2 separate regions of the Homo sapiens genome follow, and region 2 is linked to region 1. The links are chromatin contacts, found by Hi-C or POLR2A ChIA-PET in ENCODE. All regions are on one chromosome and are shown on one strand. The core of a region is the stretch at or near the end of the contact, and the rest is flanking DNA. Distances in the headings are between cores, read along the strand shown.

Region 1 (2,700 bases), core at 37-2,536:
AATATCCTTAATTTGATAAACATACAAGAGGATACCCTGGTTCTTAAGAAATTCACACTTTAGAAATAAGGGGTATAAGAGCATAGTGTATGTAACCTATTTTAGAATGATTCATAAAATACAAATAATAGGCTTATTTATATATTTATACATGTATATTACACATGAAGAATAGTAAAAACAAGTGTGGCAAAATGTTAAGAATTGGTTAATCTGAGTAAAGGACAACAGGAGTTCTCTATTATTTTTACAACTTTTCTGTAAGCTTAAAATTATTTGAAACTAAAAAGTTTAAAAAAAAAAATGGGCCGGGCATGGAGGCTCACGCCTGTATTCCTAGCACTTTGGGAAGCCGACGCAGGCGGATCACCTGAGGTCAGGAGTTCGAGACCAGCCTGGCCAACATGGTGAAACCCCGTCTCTACTAAAAATACAAAAATTAGCCAGTCGTGGTGGCGCGTACCTGTAAATCCCAGCTACCCGGGAGACTGAGGAAGGAGAATCGCTGGAACCCAGGAGATGGAGGCTGCAGTGAGCCGAGATCGAGTCACTGCACTCCAGCCTGGGCGACAGAGCGAGACTCCATCTCAAAAGAAAAAAGAAAAAGAAAAAGAAATACACACTAACATCAAGGAAAAGAGCTTTCACTTAATAACAGAAGATCTAAGTTTGTGCGCTACTTCTGTTTGTTAAATATCCTTCCTTAAGCATCACACTTTTCTCACCTGCAAAACACCATCCCAAACTTACAGAGGTCTCTTTTGATCCATACAAATTATGTGTATGAGAGATCTAACTGTAAATTATTATACAAATGACATTATAATATTAAATACTTAGGAGTTTGCCAAAATAAAGAATGGAGTTCGTTTTCTTAAGGTACCGTACACATTAACTACAGTTATAACAAACTACGGAATAAGCGGTAGTGGTGTAAACGGTGTTCCTTAAAGGAAGGTAATGTTTTTTGCCCTGTTCCGTCAAGTCTTAAACGCTTGACATTTTAAAATAGTTTTAAACCCTTTCCGGAATTAGAAGTGGTATTTCGGACCGTGAAGTAACCGATCAGCCATAAGTGTCCCATCTTTAAGGCCTGCTCTTTTACCCGTCTTGCAGAAGTTCTTCCGAGAGTGGGCCCGAGACAGCCTCCCGCCCGAACTAAACTCTCCGCAGCGCTTCCGGCCCTTGGCCCCGAAGTCTAGAACCCTGGGCCGGCCGCAAAGGAAGGTCTGCCGCGCATGCGCGCCCCGGCGCAGCCTATCCGGAGCGATCCATCTCGTTACGTCACCACCAGCCTAGCTCGGACGGCAAGCGGCGGGAGATTTTCAAAATGGGAGCCCAGAGGCACCGCCCAGGCCTCGGAAGGTGTCAGGGAGAACTTTCCGTGGTTTCAGCGTCGTCGCCTGGAGCGGCGGTTTAGAGAGCCGAGCCTGATGGGCGCCAAGGCCGGCTGGCTGCTTGGAGCGCTGCCTCGAAGGGACTGCGTGAAGGAAGCTAATCCGGAGAACCCAGGCCAGAGCCTGGAAATATGGCGACCTGCATCGGGGAGAAGATCGAGGTGAAAAGACTCGGCAGTCTGCAGCGGGGCGGGTGGGAGTAATTGTGGGAGGACACGAGACCGCTGTGGGAAGGGGAGCGAACGAAGCTAACGGCTGCGGGGCGGGCACCGAGGTGCTTAGGGAGGGTCCCAACGGCCCAGACCCCTGCTGTTTAGGGGCGGAGCGGCCCGCCCCTCAAGAGACAAGAGTAGGGAAGGCGGGACAGGTGAGTCCCTCCCCGCCCGGCAGTGTCCCGAGGCACTGCGGCTTTCTTTCAGCAATCCCGCCCGAGCTACCGCGTTAGAGCAGGGCAGGGCTACCTCCCACTTCTCCAAGGGGATGGCGGTTATCTCCGGCGGGAGCTGCGGCGGGATTCTGACCGAGCCCTCCGCTCCCGGGGATTGGCTGGAGATGGGAGGAGGGCGCTTAGGCTGCACTGAGGTTGAGGAACCAGATCACTAGGGTGCACCATCACCCTGAGCTTCCAGTCCAGCCTGGAAGCGCAGGTATCCCCGCACGGAGTCAACATGCCTTCCACCCTAGACACCTGCTGCATCGAGGTGTAATACCCGCTTGAATTTTGTCAAATTCCCCACTCGATCCATTTTATCTTCTTTTTCCAGCCCCTTCCCATCTTCCTTTCTACTGTGAGTCATCACACATAATCTTTAATTTTAACTTTTAAGGATTTTAAAGTTGGAAATCTGCTTGGTAAAGGATCATTTGCTGGTGTCTACAGAGCTGAGTCCATTCACACTGGTTTGGAAGTTGCAATCAAAATGGTAAGAATAAACTAATCAACTTCTCTCCTGTACTTTGCAAGTAACTAGAGAGGTATCAGAGATGTCAGAAACTCCTTGTCTACTAGCCTTTCCTTTGATTATAGTGTAAGGAACACTTTACATAGGCAGAAGACAATAGTGCCAAGTCCAGCCGTTGAACTTAAAAATATTTTAGGAAAGCCTTGACCTTGCTTAAGTAAGTTTTATCTTCATTAATGTTCAGTAGACCTCGTATGTGGTGTAATTATCCATACTTGGAGTAATGAGTAGAAATCAACTAACAAATAATTTGTTTATAGTTCACTGTGTATAATTTTGTATTTCCCTGTAACATACAAAATATTATTCTTGATTGTTAGAAGTCAGCCTAATAGGAGTAA
Region 2 (2,700 bases), core at 46-2,545, 150 kb before region 1:
TTCTACTACATTTTTTATTTAAAAGTCGTACTTATGCTATCCTGTAATGGATTATTTTTATTTTAAATGAATTAAATATTTTTAAATCGTGTTTTAATTTCTGAGTGGTAAATGCCAATATACATAATAAAAACGGAAGCTTCATTGTGTCTTCAATAATTTTTTTTAAGAGACAGGGTCCTGCTCTGTTGCCCAGGCTGGAGCACAGTGGTGAGATAATAACTCACTGCAGCCTACAACTCCAGGGCTCAAGCATTTCTCCTGTCTTAGCCTCCTAAGTAGCTATACTTAGGACTACAGGCTTGTGCAGCCACGCCCAGCTATTTTTTTTTTTGTAAAGGAGGGGTCTCACTATGTTGCCCAGGCTGGACTTGGCCCAAAGTTTTGGGATTACTGGTACCTGGCCTTCAATAATTTTTCAGAGTGAAAAAGAGGGGTCCTGCAATCGAAAAGTTTGTGAACTACTCTTCTAGATAGGTCATTGGCCCTCAACCCTAGAATTAGAATTACTTCAAACACTAGAATTACCTGGAGAATTTAAATACTGATGCCAGGCCTCACTTCTAGACGTTCTGATTTAATGTGCAGGGCCTAATCCCAAGCATCAATTTGAAAAACAAAACAAAACACCCCTCATCCCCTTGAATGTGCAGTCTGGATTGAGAACCACTGCTCTGGATATTATCAATTTAAATACAATATGAAAAAGAGGAACATGTATTATGCTATGGGGGCACAATCATCAAAACGACACAGAAAGTGACTAGACAAAGGATCCCTGCTTAATTAAAGGAACAGATTAAAGCAATTTCCAAGGGAATTTGAAGCATTAACAGGCACATAGGGTGAAATTTAAGGGGAACATCACTTGAATCACACAACAGGTAAGACTGTCTTTTTTAAGATGCCAAGAAAGGTCAAAGGAACCATCTCTGGTCAAAAAAAACGTAACGGATTAAAGCGATTAAGAAAGTGAAGGGGGTAACACTAGGAACTAAAACTAAATTCTGTTAATCTCACACCGCTGGTTTACTGCTCTGGCCTAGTCTCAGCTACTAAATTTCTTCACACAGAACTGGCTCTCCTCGGCCCCTCCCCTCGCCTTTCCTGCTCAATGCTCACCGCCTCCGGACCCCTCCCTCATCAGAAAGCCCAGGCTCCGCTCGTAGAAGTGCGCAGGCGTCACCGCGCATCCAGGAGCCACGTGTCAGGAGTCACGTGTCAGGTGTCACGTGTCAGGCGTCACGTGGCTGGAGGCCGTTGGAGCGCCTGCGCAGCTTTTCCGCACGCGCCTCGCCGGCGCGCGGCTCTCTCAGCGTCCCAAGAGCCACTTTCTCGCCAGTACGATGCTGCAGCGGTTTTCCGGTTTTCCGCTTCCCTTCATCGTAGCTCCCGTACTCATTTTTAGCCACTGCTGCCGGTTTTTATATCCTTCTCCATCATGCATCGTGAGCCTGCGAAAAAGAAGGCAGAAAAGCGGCTGTTTGACGCCTCATCCTTCGGGAAGGACCTTCTGGCCGGCGGAGTCGCGGCAGCTGTGTCCAAGACAGCGGTGGCGCCCATCGAGCGGGTGAAGCTGCTGCTGCAGGTGCAGGCGTCGTCGAAGCAGATCAGCCCCGAGGCGCGGTACAAAGGCATGGTGGACTGCCTGGTGCGGATTCCTCGCGAGCAGGGTGCGTCAAGGCAGGCCGCCCCGACAGCCTCTCCCGGCGCCCTCGTCAGCTTCCCAGAGAAGAGGGTGGCTGGGAGGGGCATGATTGTGGGCCCCACAACCACAGCTACAGCTGTCGGTGATGAATTTGCTTCTTACCCTTCCAGAATTTAGTTTCTGAACCTAACAGGCTCTGCTTTTCCAGGGCCGCGTTGGTCCTGACCAAGTCCTGGTACCGGGGAGACCACTGCCTTCTCTTTCTCTAAATCTGCAGTGCGATTTACACCTTGGTGCACCTGTGCCAGGTCCAGAAGGAGAGTGGTTGACCTCCCAGGATTGAGGGAGATGCCATTAGGCACTCTGCTATAACTAGTGCTCTAAGTTGCTTAAATATTTGTTGGTATAATCACCCCACTATGCTCCAGCATGGGCGACAGAGGAGACCTTGAGTCAAAATCTATATGTATATTTGTTGAAATAGTATGTCTAAGAGAAGTACAAATATGGGAGCACTAGGGCTTACCAGTACTCTGAAACCTATTAGTGAAAAGAGGTTCTGCTTATTCTACTGAAGACCAAGGGGGTACTTCGTTCTGCCCAAAATTCAAGGGGGCCCTAAAAAAAAAAAACCCAACCCTCAGTCATCAAGATAAAAAGTATTTTAAGGCCAGGCGCGGTGGCTCACGCCTATAATCCTAGCACTTTGGAAGGCCGAGGCGGGCGGATCACTTGAGCTCGAGCTCAGGAGTTCTAGACAAGCCTGACTAACATGGCGAAACCCAGTCTATGCTAAATATACAAAAATTAGCCGGGCGTGGTGGCGCACGCCTGCAGTCCCAGCTACTTGCGGGACCCTGATGCGGGGATTTCAGGGAGCCCAGATCGCGCCACCGCACTCCAGCCTGGATGAAGGAGTGAGACCCTGTCTCAAAAAAACAAACAAAACTTTAGGGTCCTTCCGTTTCCGAAGCCCCTCTCTTTCAACTAGAGAGAGAGCTGTTCTCCTTTCTCTTTATTTTTTCTATTAAACCTCCACTCCTAAAAACAGG

What was found. A loop is a pair of places that touch in the nucleus more often than their neighbours do. ChIA-PET counts read pairs that join two places held with the same protein, here RNA polymerase II (POLR2A). Pooled maps may share reads with other maps.
Region 2: a loop to region 1 is called in a pooled map, with 2.2 times the contacts of the local background. The contact joins the promoter of SLC25A31 here to the promoter of PLK4 in region 1. A Hi-C loop is called at or near these places in 1 of 50 pooled maps. POLR2A ChIA-PET finds 5 or more read pairs at or near these places in 5 of 52 experiments (HCT116, HEK293, WTC11 and 1 more).

What each region holds. Positions count from the first base shown.
Region 1 is chr4:127,879,607-127,882,306 of GRCh38, forward strand. It overlaps PLK4 (polo like kinase 4), which reads left to right and starts at 1,287. Exons shown (of 16, transcript NM_014264.5): 1 at 1,287-1,558; 2 at 2,225-2,320. The coding sequence starts at 1,529. RefSeq lists an enhancer at 1,371-1,610.
Region 2 is chr4:127,729,105-127,731,804 of GRCh38, forward strand. It overlaps SLC25A31 (solute carrier family 25 member 31), which reads left to right and starts at 1,296. Exons shown (of 6, transcript NM_031291.4): 1 at 1,296-1,673. The coding sequence starts at 1,442. RefSeq lists a silencer at 1,016-1,173.